Linked DNA regions of Homo sapiens: region 2 is linked to region 1. The links are chromatin loops, found by intact Hi-C in ENCODE. Cell type or tissue: dorsolateral prefrontal cortex. All regions are shown on one strand. Each heading gives the region's core, and the rest is flanking DNA. Links, peaks and the distances in the headings are about the cores only.

What was found. Peaks named below come from ENCODE experiments on the same cell type or tissue, not always from the same donor. Only the 100,000 strongest peaks of a DNase experiment are listed, where the experiment ranks them.
Region 2: a loop joins it to region 1, with 2.2 times the contacts of the local background. A loop is called at or near these places in 3 of 110 quality-filtered maps.

Annotation. Positions count from the first base shown.
Region 1 is chr12:62,687,711-62,697,116 of GRCh38, reverse strand. PPM1H (protein phosphatase, Mg2+/Mn2+ dependent 1H) reads left to right here. Exons shown (of 10, transcript NM_020700.2): 7 at 3,118-3,181; 8 at 7,311-7,418. Among named protein-coding and RNA genes, the nearest start is that of MIRLET7I, 89 kb to the right of the region's middle. In dorsolateral prefrontal cortex, for the core only: no CTCF peak of the experiment used is centred there; no DNase peak of the experiment used is centred there; H3K27ac peaks cover 764 bases.
Region 2 is chr12:62,632,627-62,642,032 of GRCh38, reverse strand. No RefSeq gene overlaps it. Among named protein-coding and RNA genes, the nearest start is that of MIRLET7I, 34 kb to the right of the region's middle. In dorsolateral prefrontal cortex, for the core only: no CTCF peak of the experiment used is centred there; no DNase peak of the experiment used is centred there.

The sequences.
Region 1 (9,406 bases), core at 462-8,461:
TCTGCTGACTTTCCTCTCTTCTTCTCTGTAGACCCAGTACCGTAGTAGCCACTAGTTTTGTACAAACATGACCCCTTTTGTTCTTTTGCCACTCACACAGAAAATTCCCCTTCCTCTTTTGCCAAAAGTCTTCTTTTCTTCATCAGATATCAGCTGGTCACCCGAAGAGAGTGGACAATAATGGTCTCATTTCAGACTCGGACTAGAATGAGAAATTCCCAAAGCTAAGTCCTGATATCACATTTCTTTGTCATGTTTTCCGGAAAAGTCCAAGTCCGGTTTTAAGGCCACTCCACCTTTTTGGTCTGGGAGGAGTAACTTAACCTCTCTGGGCTCAGTTCTCTCCTCTGTAAGACAGGACATTATAAGGCCATTGAGAGATTTTAGATACTATAAGTCAGCACAGAGCCTGGTGTCTGGCATGTAGAAGATGCTCAGTAAATCATAGCTGCTGTGATTACTATTAGCTATTATTAATTTATACAGACTCTAATCAAGTTGCCAGTTTTAACTCTTGAGTACTATATTTTATACTTTATTACTCAAGGCTTTGTAACTATGGATGGAAGTCCACTTAACTTTATATGATGATCTGTGCTTAGGATTCAGAAAGATGGAGGGGGAGAAGGTGTTGTACTTTTCCTCCTCATTGGTGCTATTCCCCCTTGTCGTTAGTTGCTGGGGGAGAGGGAGTGCTCATAGTTGATTGAAAACCAACACTGGCGGGGCAGAATAAACCTTCCTTTTCCACCATTGTTTCTATTTCTAATGTTTTGTTGTTCCTGAAGATAAGCAGAAGCTAACATATAATATTAAAATTTGCATTTGGTTTGGTCCTGTGGGTAACAACTCTAAGTGTGTGTCTTTCAGAGTTGTGGGACATGGACTTCGTGCTCCTGCAACACTCTGCCATGTGAGAATTCAATGACCCGGCTTGTGATAGAGCAGTTTTCTTACTACTTCTCTAAGCCTGTTAAGAGTGCTCTTCGCCTGTCTCTATTAAGCTCTAGGTAATACCCAGTCATTGGTTCTAGAGCTGCAGCCTTCTGCCTCTATTTAATTCTAGCCTTCTAGCTCTATTTAATTCCTGTGAATGTCTAGTCATAGACCCAACTCTTCTACACCAGATCCAGGCTCCTCCTGTGCCTGGATCTCAAGGCCCAGCCCCTTTCTACATCTGGTCTCCACTGCTGCATCCTCTCTGTGCGGGCCTGTCTCCTCACTCTCCACATGGGGTCTTCAATCCCTGTTCACGCTCATCTCAGGGCCTTTCTCAGGCCATTTTCCTCCTCTCCCTTGAGCCATGTAGTCTGTTGTCTTAAGGGTCAAGCTGATAAGGGGCTAATTGCTGAATCATTTTGAATGGTAGTTAATTGATGCTTGATGTATAGTAGTGGATCTCAACCTTGGCTGCACATTGGAATCACCTGGAAAGCTTTAAAAAACCCAAATTCTTCTAATAATAGCTTTATTTGTTCCCCCCCCAAACTCATATACCACAGTGTTTAAAATAGCTCATGTGAGTATGTAAAAACATCAAAGTGGTTATTTCCACTTTGTGTTAGTTTGGTAGATTTGGGGGAAGGAAACAGTATATTTCCTTTTTTGAAAATTCAATTCCTAGAATACCTCTCAGCTCACTCAACAGCAGCAGCATTTGTTTTGCCAGGCACAGTGCTAAGTACCTCCTAAGCTCTCCACATTCATTTCCCTATTTTAATCTTTGCAATAATCTCACGAATGAGCCCCAGATTTTGCCCTAATTGATTAATGAGGATCCTGAGGGACTGAGAGCACATCTACTTGTGCAGGGCTATACCAAAGGCATTGCTGAACTCCAGCTCAGGCACATCTGGTGCCAAAACCTCACTGATTCTCCACCCCATGGGAAGGACACCTTACCATGTAACTTTCTGAGGATGGACCTGCTTTAACTTTGGGGTTGCATGCTTTTTAAATTTAGTTACATTCTTTTGTACCTCAAGAGCTTCCATAAATTTGATTTCAGACTCACTCCCAAGCAGCCTAGATATGTCCAGGAATGGCAGGCCATTTAATAAATTAGGATTTTTAATGCACTCAGGAGATGTTGTTGTAGAAAAGCATCTACTTATAGCACCTAATTCAGCAGAACCTACCCTATCTTTTACTTAGTCTTTTAAATAACTTTGAAGTTATGAGCAGTGTTATCCCCATTTTGCAGAAAGGGGAACCGGTATGCCACGTAAGTGTTAATTATCTACTAAGTATTAGTAATAACTGCCACTAAGTGGGCTCTTACTAAGTGCAGGCTCTGTACTGAGCTCTTTGTATCCTGTGTATTAGCCTCATTGTACAGATGAGGAAACTGAGACTGAAAAAGGTGAAGCTACATGCTCAAGGTGATAAACAGCTGTAACTGGGCTAACAGTTGTTTGTTCGCTTGTTTGTTTTTTAACTTGGTTATAAGCAAAATTGCAAGACATGGTCTTCATCAGCTCTGTCCCTTTCATCTTACCCGCCTCCGCTGTGCAGGCTGTGGCACTGGAGAACCCTATCTGGAATAAACCATTGAGGCATAAACTGAAGGTTCTTTCTGTGTATTGAGTGGCTATTTAAAAGCTATTGTGAAACAAAGAATGTTTTACCAACCTTGCATATTATATAGAGGACAAACAGGCTCGAAAGATTTCTTCCCTAGCCATCCCAATACAAGGCTGTTTTGGTATAAACAACCCCTGAAGGTGAGAACTGGCTCTCGAAGCAGTTTCACACTCCATTCATCTCTGAGCTCTGCTGTTTCTCACAGTTTTGGATTCGTGATGAGAATACTGTTGCTGGGTCACTTCATTATTACACAGACCCTAAGGCCAGAAACCCATCTCCCCTTTTTGCTAATTATGCATATGCCAACTTATTTCCTCCCTCTTCAAGCATATAAAGACAGTATTTTCTGGTTTGGTAAAAGACACACACACACAATTCTGTAGGGAGAACAACTCCCTATAAAGGAAGAGGTAGTCAGTGTGGTGAGTGGATGGGGTCTCAGGGAAAATGAAATCCCTAGCAGTCGGTGTCAGGGCAGCAGGTCACTAATTGAGTGCAAACCTTTTTTAAAATGTTGTTTATCCCCTACAGGGCATACAAAACCATTGAGGATGAGGACTTGAAGTTCCCCCTTATATATGGAGAAGGCAAGAAGGTAGGCACGTGTGCTTCCCCTGGGTAGAGAGGACAGGGCTCTGTCCCGCCTTCGCTCCACATAGCCCGTGGCAGTCCGTGTGTTCCACTCAGCAGCTTGTGATTTTATAGCCTTGACAGCTTGAAAGCATATCCCATCCATCATCCTTCAGGCCTCCTGTCTTCAGGGTCCAAGGAGTAGTGGGGGTGGGAGGTGGGCGGTGAGCACAAGGGACTCAAGCCAATTTTGTGAAAATAAAGTCCCCCTTCCCAATCCATTTGAATAACTTTTTACAGTGTTTAAACATGAACCACTTTCACACACATCATCTCATTTATATCTGACAACGAGCAAGGAGGCAGGTCAAGCTGGCTGTGTTATATCCATCTGGCAGACGAGGCAGCTGGGACTGTGAGGTTAAAACAGCTCAGGCAGATCACGCAGCCAAGCGAGGGGCAGCTGCGGATGTGGTGCCTTGGCTTTCTGTCTGCTTCGCGCGTCTCAGACTCCACCATGGAAGTCCAGACTTTGCAAGTCTGTTTGCCACTTGCCCCATGGAAGAGAGTCCAAAGCGTCACTGTAATTAGACTATAAGGTCACAGCAACCAGAGTCCAGACTAAGATAACAAAGACCATCATCAGCTCCCAGGGTTCCAGTCAGAATCCAGCACTGAACAGCACGTTGTCGAACCAAAGAAAAGCTGTGGATCCTAAAGTGGTCTCTGAGCAGAGGCCTGGAGGAGGTTGAAATCCTGGAGTGGAGAGCAAGAAGCTTGGAATCTATTTCCTAGTAAGAACAAACACCTTCTGAATCATTGCATTCTTCCTCGGAACACTAATACATTTCAACTCGGTGTGAAGCATTCCAAGTGAAAAATGTGGTCACATTGAGAAGAGTCTTCAACTGATAATTTTTCCAGCATTCGATACGATAGTTTTTATCAAGAAGAAATGACTCAGAAGAAAACCAAAGGATGCCTTCCATGGGCAGAGTGTGTGTGTGTGTGTGTGTGTGTGTGTGTGTCAGAGCAAAAGCAAGAGAACAAACATGGTTAGGTTTTGGGCTCCGTGTAGACCAGCAGTGATTTCAATGCAAAAAGACATCTCAACAGAAGGAGGAATACCAAACACAAATATCTGATCCATGTAGGAATCATTTTTTAAACGAACATACCCCATTCATGAAAATGAACACCTTTCAGATCACAGTCTCTGGTTAAGAATCGTGTCAGGGCTAATAGGCACTGTTCTGATATAAATATTTGTGCCTTTTGGTACAATGGGCACCATTAATGAGTATCATTCAGCCCAATGACCTATGCCTGCAGCTCCATTTCTTTGTGGGGCTGAGATTCTCTGTATTACCCTTTAATATCCAGTGAGTTCCAGTAAACTCAGGAACACATTCTGTTACCCCTGTATCTCTAGTTCCTGTCTAGCCTGGTACCTGACATAAATGCATAAGTATTAAATAAGCTGTTCAGTTATGTTCAGTATACTTTCCTTAGTACAATAGGAAAATGGAATGATGTATTCTTGGAAGTTTATAGCAGTAAGATTTGAAGGAGCAAGAGTTTTCTAATTTTAGTATAAAGTTCAATTCACCAAAACATCATGTTCCTCAAGCATTTCAGGTAATTTAAGCTTGATGGTCTTGCGATGGGCAGGTGGCAAGTTCTGTCCGTGTACCTGTTGGCCTATTTAAAAGCCACCATGTCTCCATTTTGCTTTTGTTGGTAGATACCACCCCTTTCTGAGGACTCCATGAGTTCTTGGAGCTCCTTCTAGATCCTGGACTGGGATTTTCTCTTTCTTCTCCGCGTACCCCTACGCAGAAATTTCAGAGTACTTCTGTGGCCATTACTTCTCATTTTCTTTCTTCAGATGCTTTTAAAGACTGGTGTGGGTAACACCTGGATACTTCGTAAACAAGGTCAGTCACTAGCAGAAACATCAGATTTCTTTGGCTGGAAAGAGCACACAGAGAAGCCGCCATTTCAGGGAGGAGAGCAGGAGAGCCACAAGGGACTCAGAATTTTTCACATTTAGAGTTGAGCACTTCTTGGCTAGAAGGGAGCCAGTCCAGCCTCCCAGCAGGGCAGAGGGCCCCAGGCTTTGCTTTGCATCACTTTTTTTTTTTTTTTTTGAGACATGGCATCAGGCTGGAGTACGGTGGCACAATCTCGGCTCACTTCAGGCTCGACATCCCAGGATCAGGTGATCCTCCCACTTCAGCCTCCTGAGTAGCTGGGACTACAGGCGCATGCCACCACACTGGCTAATTTTTGTATTTTTTGTAGTCAGGAGGTTTTACCACATTGCCCTGGCTAGTCTCAAACTCCTGGGCTCAAGTGATCCTCCTGCCTTGGCCTCCCAAAGTGCTGGGATTACACATGTGAGCTACTGTGTCTGGCTGTGTCTCGTGTCTTTATCCCCTCTGACCCTTGCCCTCAAAAAGGTGTCATGGTTTCATTTCTGCTTAATGTGAACTCTGCCTACCTTCCGAACCAAGGCTGGCTTCAAAATTCACAGCCCTGTTGACAGTCTAGGATGAAGATGAAGACAATATATTAAATTGCAGTGTTTCTTAGCATTTATTTACTTCATCCCCACTCATAGGAGGTAATTACTCTTATCACCCAGGTAATAGAGTGAGGATTCAAGCTCAGGTCTTTGAACCATTTCACTACACCGGATATATTTTTTATGATTAAGGGTTAGGACACTGCTTTCTTCCACCCAGGATGACTTTCACTCCATCCCTCTGTGTCGCCTGTCTTGATGCAATCCACCTTTCTGTGCTAAGTGCCACCTCCTCCGTGGAGCCTTCTCAGTAGAATTTTTACCTCCTCTAAACTTGCATAACCCATTGTCTATGTGTTTTTCAGTACTTAACCATATTTTATGTGTTATTAATTACACATCTCCCTCTTATCTCCCTTACCAAGTTTCTTTTTGGTTTTTTTATTTGTTTGTTTGTTGGTTTGAGACTGAGTCTCACTGTGTCACCCAGGCTAGACTGCAGTGGCATGATCTCAATTCACTGCAACCTCCACCTTCCAGGTTCAAGTGATTCTCATGCCTCAGCCTCCAAGCAGCTGGGATTACAGGTGCCCACCACCATGCCTAGCTAAATTTTGTATTTTTCGTAGAGATGGGGTTTCACCATGTCAGCCAGGCTGGTCTCAAACTCCTGACCTCAAGTGATCCACCTGCCTCAGCCTCCCAAAGTGCTGGGATTACAGGCAAGAGCCACCGCACGTGGCCCCAAGTTTCTTTGTAGTAGGGACGAGGCCTTAGACATTTGTGTCCCCAACATATGATGTAAGTACATAGTAGGCACCCAATAAATGTTTGGGTAAATCAGATCTTCAGCATAACAGGAGATATTTAAGCTGACTGTGTAGGCATTGGTGTAATAGTGTTACTTCCTTACACCATTCAAAAACAGTTCAGGATGAGGTCTCAGCCCTGAGGCCTCTGTGTAGCTATGTCACAGCACTGGTGACATTTTGTTCCTTTCCACCCAGAGGGAATTTGTGGAGATCTTAGCAGGATAGGTTATAGAGTTGATAAGTTTCTTTTCTCCAGCCATAAAACATAATAGGTGAACTCTGGGAGGGCAAGAGCTATTTCTGATTTTTTACACCTTTTACTAGTACATATCACAGGACTAAGGACATAGCTGGTGTTGAGCAAATACTTGTACAGTGGATATGTAACAGAAAGATTGGTGGGTGTGTGGATGGGTGGGTGGATGGATGGATGGATGGATGGATGGATCGATCAATCCTATTGGGTTTGATATGAACTGATTTCTGCAGCTGTAGACGTCACGCATGCATTGGAGTTAGTTTATTGGACATCCTTCCTTCCAGTCTCCAAAAAAAGAAAGCTGAAAAGAAACAGCAGCAACCTGTCAAGCTTAAGATAATGGATAGAAAAAGCACTCCTCAAATACAGAAGTGATTTTGGTGAGCCCTTTCTTGGTAAGAGCTATCCACGTATGTTAGCAGCAAGGGGCCTGGAAACATATCTGGGCAGGAGGAACTGGAAAATTGTTTGGTTGTTCCTAGCCCAGGCAGCTGCACTGGAATGGGATGCTTTCACTGTGTGCGTGTTTCTGATGACCCTCTGCTTATACTCCTAGGCCCGGGTAATGGCAACTATTGGAGTGACCAGGGGACTTGGGGACCATGACCTGAAGGTGCATGACTCCAACATCTACATTAAACCATTCCTGTCTTCAGCTCCAGAGGTACCGCATGAGGTTTTTGTTTATATTTTGTGCAATAAAACATTTTCGGCGTTATTCCTCCTGTGACTCACACCCCATATCCAGACAGTAGCCAACTTGTATTATATGTACTTCCACTGTATCTCTCACGTCTGTGTCTTTTTCCCACTCCATTCTCACTTTGACTCTTCTGGTTCACACCTTCATCACCTCTTACCCAGATGGCTGCACAGCCTCCTCCTGACATTTTCTAAGTCTGCCAATCCATGCTACTTATTGCAGTCAGGTAAATTTTCCTTAAAAACTGACTCCTAATTGCTCAGAAACCTTCAATGGCAGCCCAGGCATGGAGAGTAAAGCTCAGACTCCCATTCACTTGGTGTTCAAGGCTTATTATAATTTGGTCTGGACTTCTCTGATCTTTGTTCTCCTGCACCAGCCAGAATGAACTTGCTGTTTCCCTTACATGACCTTAGGTTTCCCATATTTGCTTAAACTATTCCTTTTGCCAAGAATGCCCTTTCTCCCCAACTCCAAACATCCAAATTCTTTTTTTCTCTGGAGTTTAGCTTAGATGCTTTTTTATGGAGAGTTCCCTGATTTCTTCCTTGCCCAACCAGAAGTAATGTCTCTCCCTACTTGGGATATACATAGAGCACCTTCCACGTACAGTGTTTTCACTGTCTGCCTTCGGTCACAGTTGTTTTGTTTTGTTTTGTATTTTGAGACAAAGTCTCGCTCTGTCGCCCAGGCTGGAGTGTAGTGGCATGATATCGGCTAACTGCAACTTCTGTCTCCTGGGCTCAAGTGATTCTCCTGTCTCAGCCTCCCGAGTAGCTGGGACTACAGGCACACACCACCATACCCAGCTAATTTTTGTATTTTTAGTAGAGACAGGGTTTCTCTATGTTGGTTAGGCTGGTGTTGAACTCCTGACCTCAAGTGATCCACCCGTCTCAGCCTCCCTAAGTGCTGAGATTATAGGCGTGAGCTACCACACCTGGCCTGATCATAGTTATTTATGTATACCTTATCCCCTCGTTAGACTAATTACCTGAAGAGCTTCTGTCATTCAGCTGATGTTTAGAGAAGTTAATTTACAAACAAGTTGGTCATATATTTGGTTTAAAAAAAATCATGTGTCTTACCATATAGGAAACAGTATCGATTTCTATGTTGACTTTCTGGATATATCATTTAGAAATTTTTTTGCTTCCAAATTTGGAAAAGTCTAACCGATAGTATTAGGTTGGTGCAAAAGTAATTACAGTTTTTGCCATTTTTTTTTTTTAATTACTTTTGCAACAGCCTAAGAGTTTAAAGGTAAATTTTTCTCACCCAGTAAGAAGGCTGAAATCTGGTGGCTGCTGGCGTTGGTTCAGCACCTCCATTGTGTCAGGGCTGTAGCGTCTCTGCATTTCTTTGACTTTCCCTTCATGGTTACAAGGTGGTGGCAGTAGGTCCAAGCCTGACATTTCTATGCAAAGATGGAAAGGAGGGGCAGCCTCTGTCCCAACAGATATTCACTTGCCTCTCATTGGCCAGAACTGTGTTACATGACCTTCTAGCTGCAAGGGAGTTTGGGAGAGCAAGAGTTTTAACTCTCCCAATTTCGATAGTAGAAGGAAATCAGGAAGGCATAAGTCAGGAACCAATAGCATTTACTACAATGTGTAATTAAGGTTTTTTGTTTCTTTTTTTTTTTTTTTTTGAGATGGAGTCTCACTCTGTTGCCCAGGCTGGAGTGCAGTGGTGCAATGTTGGCTCACTGCACCCTCCACCTCCCAGATTCAAGTGATGCTCCTGCCTCAGCCTCCCAAGTAGCTGGGATTACAGGTGGGCACCACCATGCCTGGCTAATTTTTGTATTTTTAGTGGAGACAGGGTTTCACCATGTTGGCCAGGCTGGTGTTGAATTCCTGAGCTATAGTGATCCACCTGCCTCGGCCTCCCAAAGTGCTGGGATTGCAGGCATCAGCCACTGCGGCTTGCCTGTAATTAAGCATTAA
Region 2 (9,406 bases), core at 567-8,566, 55 kb after region 1:
ACTACTTATGACCTTTGGTACAGTCAAATGGCTCTTTGATTCTAAAGAACTTCACAGTGTTAGGGAAAATAAGACCATTTTCAAATTGTGTGTGTATATTTAAAAATTCTCATTTAAAAATCTCAGCTGGACATGGTGGCTCATGCCTGTAATCCCAATCTCTGTGAGGCTAAAGTGGGCAGATCACGTGAGCTCAGGAGTTTAAGACCAGCCTGGGCAACATGATGAAACCCAGTCCCTACAAAAAAAAATACAAAACTTAGCCAAATGTGGTGGTGCACAACTATAGTCCCCACAACTCAGGAGACTGAGGTGGAAGGATCATTTGAACCCGAAAGATCAAGCCTTCAATGAGCCACGATCGCATCATTGCACTCCAATCTGGGTGAGAGAGCGAGATCCTGTCTCAAAAAAAAATCCCTATCTACAAAATACTTCACACTTATTGCCATCCCAGTTGTTTCCTTTAAATGACAAGCCAAAGAATGAATTACCTTTCCTAGCAATTAGTCTGCCTTTTTAATTGTGTTCTCTATCATTAGAACCCTGAAAACACTGCTGCTCACTCAGTATATTCCCTACATTTTCAGTCTCTTGTCTTTCACTTCTGACAAGATCCTCCAGCTAGCTAACCCTTTTTGCTTTACTGATTTCAATTAGGCTGCCTGCGACACATTCCAAGTATGACTGAGCACAAGGTGGGGGCAGTGTGCACCTCGGTTGTCTTCTGGGGACTGGGTCGGATCAGTTTGTTGGTGCAAGTGGGGCCACGGACAGGGCTTTGGAAGGTCTGAATGCAGACCTAAAGGACAGCCCTTCCCTGAAAGGGCCATACAAATCTGAGCTTTTTCTTTAATCCTCTTTTTAAAATTTGGTATTTGCAAATTTAATCACTATAAAGTAAAAGTAGGTGAGCTCATTCAGAACTGTGGATGGGGGTATAGGAATGGTTGACATGAAAGTGAGAGAAATGTGAAGTTACAGCAGCAAAATGTCCCAAGCTGAGTCACCTCACACCCTTCAAACACTACAGGAAGTGTAGGCTTAGTAACCAAACATCTTTGATTTAAACTAAATAACTGTAAAACCTGAAAATAGTGGTCTCAGCAGTTCTGAATTAGATATTTACCTCCCTACTGAGTTTGGTCAGTGAAAAAAAAAGTTGGGAGAAATTTCTGGAGAACTGTGAAGTTTCCACTATTACTGTCTTAGGTGAAAAAATTAAATTTCTCATTTTGGGATTTTTTTTTTTTTTTCTTGAGACAGGGTCTTGATCTTTTGCCCAGGCTAGAGTACAGTGGTGCGAACATGGCTCACTGCAACCACAAATCCCTAGACTCAAGTGATCCTCCTGCCTCAGCTTCCTAAGTAGCTGGGACTACACGCATGTGCCACCATGCCTGTAGAGACAGGGTCATGCTATGTTGCCCAGGCTGGCCTCAAACTCCTGGGCTTCCACCTCAGCCTCCCAAAGTGCTGGGATTGTAGGTGTAAGCCACCGCACCCAGCTCATTCTTATCATTTTTAAATACAAGTCAGAGAACATTTGGCCAATCTACCAATTGCACCGTAGAATTTGAAGGAAAATTAACAGTGTGGTTGTTCTCATATTTGCAAAAAAGATAAATGCTATCATAAGTATTATATGCCTTAAAATACAATGCAAATAGACTCCGATATTTGTAGATAAAATATTACCAATGTATGTCTTGGATTTGCTTCAAAGTAATAAAGGGAAGGGAGGGGATGGGTTTACAGATGAAACAAGATTGGCCATATTGAAGAAAGTTATGCAAACTTGGAAATAAAAGGATGACTGCATGTTTTTTTCAGTGTCTTTCCTGGAATATCATCTGCCAGCGCCACCCAAGGATTATTTATTTAGTTCTTAGGTTATGGTTCTGCAAACTTTTTCTGTAAAGATCCCAATTGTAAATATTTTAGGCTTTATGAGCCATTTGGACTCTGTCACAGCTACTCAAACCAGCTATTGTTGCACAAAAGCAGCCATAGATAATCTGAACTAAGATCTGTTTTAAGACAGTATAAGGTCAAGCTTTATTCCTTGACTAGAAGAATTAACTCGTAAGAATGTGGCCTGGCCGGGCACGGTGGCTCACGCCTGTAATCCCAGCACTTTGCGAGGCCGAGGCGGGCGGATCACGAGGTCAGGAGATCCAGACCATCCTGGCTAACACGGTGAAACCCCGTCTCTACTAAAAATAGAAAAAATTAGCCGGGCGTGGTGGCGGGCGCCTGTAGTCCCAGCTACCCTGGAGGCTGAGGCAGGAGAATGGCGTGGACCCGGGAGGCGGAGCTTGCAGTGAGCCGAGATAGCGCCACTGCACGCCAGCCTGGGCGGAAGAGCGAGACTCCGTCTCAAAAAAAAAAAAAAAAAAAAAAAAAAAGAATGTGGCCTGATCTTGCCTCTCTGGTGTGAAATGAAGAGAGTCAAACATATGAATGAACACTCATGGCCTATTGCTAAGGAAAATTCAGGTAGATCCATAATCATTTATCTTGTTTTATAAACACAGGGCAATTTATAAATTTGCCAGTTTGTATTCTAAGGTAGTCCTACATTCAGCTTCTAGTCATATTGGTGGTAAGATGCATCGGGGTTGTGATACTGTATTTTCTCAAAACTATAACACTATCAATTTTATAATCTGCCACAAATTGAAAATGGTTAATATTTTTTTCTAATTTAAAAGGAGGAAGTTAACCCATCATTTGCCACACTCTAGTCATGAGGCAAAGGAAAGCATACATGCAATCTGTTCTTACAATTAACAAAGTATCTCATAATAAAAAAGTTTATTATGCCCCATGCTGGCTACTTGGTTTTAATTCTTGTATCGCCCGCTCAGGTAGATGTTATCATTTTTTGCAGATGAGGAAATAATTTCATTCTATTGTGATCTGAGAACATACTTTGTATGATTTCAATCCTTTTAACATATTGGTTTGTTTTGTGGCTTAACATACGATCTATCCTGGAGAAGGTGCCATGTGCACATGAGAAGAATGTGTATTCTGCTGTTGTTGGCTGTTCTGTAGATGTCTGTTAGACCTAGTTAGTTCATCATACTGTCCAAGTCTTCTATTTTCTTATTGATCTTCTACCTAATTTTTCTATCAATTATTGAAAGTAGGGTATGAAAGTCTCCAACTATTACTGTTGAGTTGGCTGTTTCTTCCATTCTGTCTGTCCTTGCTTCATGTATTTTAGGGTGGGGGCTCTGTTGTTAGGTGCATCTGTGTTTATAATTGTTTTCCTGATGGATTGGCCTTTTTTAATTGTAAAGTATCCCTTGTCTCTGCCAGCAATTTTTGTCTTAAAGTCTATTTTGTTACATATTTGTACAGCCACTCCTGCCCTTATTTGGTTACTTTTTGCATAGTACATCTTTTCCCATCCTTTCACATTCAGCCTGTATGCATTTTTGAATCTAAAGTGTATTTTATAGAGAAATATAGTTGAGTCTTTTTTTTTAATTCATTATGCCAATCTCTACCTTTTGATTGGAATTCTCAGTCCATAGAAACTTAACCTGATTAACGATTAAATAGGAATTACATCTGCCATTTTGCTATTTGTTTTCTATGTGTCTGTCTTTTTACTCCTTTATTTTTCCATTACTGCCTTATTTTGTGAGAAATAATTTCCAGTATACCATTTTAATTTCCTGTTGTTTCTTTATTTTTTATTTTTTGCAACTCACTTTTACTGTTTCTTTATAAACTTCCTCTCCCATGGAGGAATATATTGTTATAGTCATTAGCTTATTTCTTTTTTTTAAACTATGCTAACAGCAATGGAGCCAAGAGGAGGGAAAACATAAGTTACAATAGAAAGGCACTTAGAACCTGTTAAAATACTGATATCCTGGAACATACAACAACAAACCAACGACAACAATGACAAGTATACTGGCCCTTCCAAACCTGGTCCATCACTGAATCACATGCTGAGCTCACTTCCAGTGCCCTGTTCCTCTGCTCTGCTGGAGTCACAAACCCATAGCACCCCCCCCCCCCGCCCCCAACCAGGGACTTAAGGCCTGGGGCCCTCACAGGGGTAGGTGGTGCTCGGGTCCTAGGTGGGGCCCAAGAAAGGAGACCAGCTCCCTCCTACCTTGCTCACAGCCCCTTTGAGGGGCAGAGCCAGCACGGCCGGGCCTTTTCAAGACTGGGGTCCAAAGCCCAGCAGCAAGGTGGGTGGGGTCAGCGTGACTCCTCTGGGACAGAAGGGCAGTTCAGGAAAGGGTGGGGTCAGCAGAGCTGCCTAAAGGAACCATACTGAGGACCCCACTGCTCTCCTAACAGAGTTATTTTCTTAATGGTTGTCCTGAAGATTACAATAACATCTTAAAACAATATAGTTTGGATTAATACAAACTTAATTTCAATAGTAAACAAAAACTTAGCTGCAATATATACTTCCATTTCCTTCCTTCTCTTCTGTGCTATTTGTCATACAAATTACAACTCTCTACAGTATAAGCCTGTCAACAGTTTAGTAATTATTGTTTTATGTAGTTGTCTTTTAAATTATATGGGAGAAGAAAAGAATTAGAAACAAAATACATTTCTACTGCCTTTTATGGTTTCTGTGTATTTACCTTTACCAGCATCCTTTATTTCTTCATGTGGATTCAAGTTATTCCCTAGTGTCCCTTCATTTTAGCCTGAAGGACTCCCCTTAGTATTTCTTGTAGGCCAGGTATATGGCTCATGCCTGTAATCCCAGCACTTTGGGAGGCCAAGGTGGGAGGATCACTTGAGGCCAGGAGTTCAAGACCAACCTGGACAACATAGTGAAACCCCATGTCTACAAAAAACTTAGCCAGTGTGGTGGCTCATGCCTGTAATCCCAGCACTTTGGGAGGCCAAGATGGGTGGATCACTTGAGCTCAGAAGTTTGAGACCAGCCTGGACAACATATCAAATCCCCATCTCCACAAAAAAATACAAAAATTAGCCGGATGTGGCGTCATGTACCTGTAGTCCCAGCTACTTGGGAGGCTGAGGCAGAAGGATCGCTTGAGCCGGGGAGACGGAGGTTGCAGTGAGCAGAGATCATGCCTGCACTTCAGCCTGTGTGATAGAACGAGACTCTGTCTCAAAAAAAAAAAAAAGTTTACAAATAAACCGGGTGTGCACCTGTAGTCCTGGCTGCGTGAAAGGGTGAAGTAGGAGGATCACTGAACCCAAGAGTCTGAGGCTGCAGTGACCCATGATCACACCACTGTGCTCCAGCCTGGGCAGCAGAGTGAGACCCTGTCTCCAAAAAAAAAAAAAAAAAAAAAAAAGCATTTCTTGTAAACAGGTCTGCTAGGGCTGCAAACCTATTCTGCCTCACTGTTGGCTGCTAGTCTGCTGGTACTCAGAGCTGTCATGGTTGAGAAGCTGTTAGTGTTCAAGCCTACCACAGATCTGGAAAGAAGGGTAAGGAGATTGGTCAAGTAAAAATGTTACATACAGGTGAGGTGTCACATGCCTGTAATCCCGACTATTCAAAGATGCTGAGGTGAGAAGATCGCTTGAGCCCAGGAGTTTGAGACCAGCCTGAGCAACTTTAGAGGCAAAGTCTTGCCTCTAAAAATAAAAAATAAAAATTAGCTGGGCATGGTGGCACGCACCTGTAGTCCCACCTACTCAGAAGACTGAAGTGGGAGGATCGTTTGAGGCTGCAGTGAGCTATGATTGCACCACTGCACTCCAGCCTGGGTGACAGAGACCCTGTCTCTTTAAAACTAAATGTCACAAAGCTCCCTATTTTTACTGAGGTTCAGCCATTTTTCTTGAATACACATTCCTCAGATTGTTGCAGTCCTTTGGTTAATTTCCAGAGTTCTGAAAAAGTTGGTTCTGGCAATTTTTGCCAGAATTTTCTTTGTATGGAGGAGTAGATTTTCAGAGGTTTTTATTCTGCCATTCTGAAAGCCCTTTTCCACATGAAAAAATAAAAGTTCAGGTAGGTAAAGTAGTTTCCCATGGACACAGTGCCAAGTAGCACCAAAGCCAATATTTCAAATCTAAAGCTTATATGTAGTCGACACCCAACTGCCAATTACCACTCCAGTTTTCTGTAACTTCTCATTAGATAATAAGGGCTAGTCACAAAACCTCCATTGTGTACACCCTTATTTGGATGGCATTTTTAACAAAGCCCTTTCACATTGAATCCCCATCCCTGAACTTTGCACTGAGACATACTAACTAATCAATGTCATCTGCTGACCCACCAGCACCATTTTCTATAAAATGTGTTTTTGTCACAGGCATCTTATTTTCCTCTCATCTAGTTTTGACTCTTGCTCAGCTGTAGCTCTGCCAACAGCTCCTTAGCATGCACTATGAAGGTGTATGTTGTCAAGGCTTGTCTTCATGGTGACATTGAGTACCAGACCCCATTATAAGGCCCTTACACAAGCAGAATGAATGGTGTGTTACCCCACGGGTTTTAACCATAGTACCTGAATCTTCCAACTTTTCAGTAAATAGTGAGGAGCAAGTAAGATTTGGCTCTCTATAAATGCCAACTAATAGTCAAAAAGGACAGATAGTCAGGGTCTGGAAGAACTGAACGAAATTATGTTCAAATCCTCTTGAACTAGAAGTATGCTTAAAACAGATCCTACATTCTTGAGCAGTGGTCTGTAATAAAAGTAATGGTAAAAGGTAAATCTTTTACCAGGGTGCCCAGTTGCACTATTTGTTATAAAACCGAATGTGTCTGGATGGAAAGTCATTTGCTGTGGTGGTATCAATATTACAGCTCTTGACATCTCTCTCTATGGGCTCAGTTGACCTGAAATAAGATGACCATTTCACATACTAACAGGGCATTTTTCGATGATCTGTTTGACCTTTGCCTCTGGGCTCAGCAATAAGAGGAGTAATAAGATGACATTTTTAGCAGAACAAAGGAACAAGAAACCCAAAGAATTTAAGCTTAAGGGAGCTTAAATACAACAATGAAATAGCTGTGAACATTTAGTTAATACCTGTCCCTTCCTGCAGTGCTTCTGTAGCTTGGCTGCATGTTAACATCACCTGGGAGCATTAAAAAAACCCTGTCTACCAGGTCAGACCTCAGACCAATTAAATCAGAATCCCCCAGGGAGGGACCCAATCATCAGTATCTTTTGAATGTTTTGGCCAGGCACGGTGGCTCACGCCTGTAATCCCAGCACTTTGGGAGGCCGAGGCGGGCGGATCACCTGAGGTCAGGATTTCAAGACCAGCCTGACCAACATGGAGAAACCCGTCTCTACTAAAAATACAAAATTAGCCAGGTGTGGTGGCACGTGCCTGTAATTGCAGCTACTTGGGAGGCTGAAGCAGGAGAATCGATTGAACCCAGGAAGTGGAGGTTGCGGTGAGCCGAGATCACACCACTACACTCCAGCCTGGGCAACAAGAGCGAAACTCCATCTCAAAAAAAAAAAGTTTTCTAGCTGATTCTAAGGTGAGAAACACTGTGTAAAGATACTAAGGACACACCTCTAAAGTAACGTTTGCAGACTTATCAGACAAAAGATACAGGACATCTACTTGGATTTGAATTTCAGATAAAGAATTTTTTAAATTAAGTATGTCCCTTGCAATATTTGGGTTGTACTCATACTAAAAAACTACTATCATCTGACATTCAAATTTAAATGGGTGTCTTCTATTTTATCTGGGAATCTTACACAGGACAAAACTGAAAAATCAAACAAGAGGGGTAGAAATAAAGACTCAGCAACAGGGAAATTTCACTGGGTATAGGTTCCTGTCTCAAAGAACAAGAACACCTGGAATATAACAAAAAGAAAAGTTGTGCCAGGCCAGTACCATCCTGAGGGAGAGTTCCCAGGTCACGGAGGAGGAGGGAGGACTTCAGGACTGACTTCTGGACAGACCTCCTTAGTACCTGTATTCGTGTGCCATAATAAAATATCACGGACTGGGTGGCTAAGGTGCCAGCAGGTTCAGTTTCTCCTGAGGCTTCTTTGGTTGGCTTGCAGATCGCCTCCCTCTCGTCATGTCATTTCTCCGTGTAAACAAATCCTCTGTGTGTCTGAATTTCCTTTTCTTCAAAGGACACTAACCAGATTGGATTAAGGCCCACCCATGTGACCTCATTTGACCTTAATTACCTCTTTATAAAGGCCCTATCTTCAGATACAGTCACATTCTGAGATACTCGCAGTTTTGACTCTCATATAAATTTTGAACACATTTCAGCCCTAAACAGTGTCCCTCACTGGACTGGAGTCCTGAGGGGCTATGAGGCGGTTAGGTTGGTAGGGCAGTCAAGTATTATTGTTCTGATATCGTCTTCCCAGGGCCACCCCAGCCCAGCCACCCTCACCCCATCTCCTGCCATCAGGCTGTGCAAGAGAGTGACTGTGCCCCTGAGCCACCAGGGAAGGGAAAACAGTTTTGTTTGTTTTTTGTTTGTTTTTTTAGACAGAGTCTTGCTCTGTCGCCTAGGCTGGAGTGCAGTGGCGCGATCTCGGCTCACTGCAACATCTGCCTCCCAGGTTCAAGCAATTCTCATGCCTCAGCCTCTAGAGCGACTGGAATTACAGGTACGCACCACGACGCCCGGCTAATTTTTGGTTTTTTTGTTTTTGTTTTTTAGTAGAAGCAGGGTTTCACCATGTTGCTCAGGTTGGTCTCGAACTCCTGGCCTCAAGTGATCCGCACCCCTCGGTCTCCCAAAGTGTTGGGATTACAGGTGTGAGCCACCGCGCCCGGAAAAGGGGCATTTTTTATGGAAGTTACAGAAAGGAGGGTTAGGAGGGCACATGTGGAAACTGCTTTTTTCTGGGGAGGAGAGGGGAGGGGAGGAACATCACCAAATAGGAGGATGATAAGGGTAAAATGGAAGAGCATGTTACACCAACAGGGACCACATGCAAAAGAAAGAATATTGCAAATGATACCCACTTCTCCTGAGGCTGAGGAAACTAACAAAGGGAGTAGGTAGGATACAAGAAACAAATCACGATTTCTACAGCAATGGAAGAACTGTAGACACACTCTCCACACCACTCCTACAGCTGACTTCCCCCGTTTCTTTTGTCCCTTTCAGAAAAAAACAAAAATGCCTCAAGTGTTATGAGCTTTGCTCAGGAGTTGGAGAAAAGACAGCTCTGTCTTCATTTTATTGAAGTCACGGGCTTGGTCAGTTTTCAAGAACTCGATTCACTGTCTCCGAGCAGCTGACCTGGGTTTACTGCTCTGGGGCATGAATATGCATGGCTAGGGGACCCAGATGTGCGAGGCTGCAGGGGGATTCTCAGGACATGCAGGCTCACATGCACACACGCGGGCCTGCCAGGGTTTGAGGCGCTGCCAACGGGAGGAGCAGCCGCGAGCCTGCCCTCCCGGGAGTTGTTCTACAGAG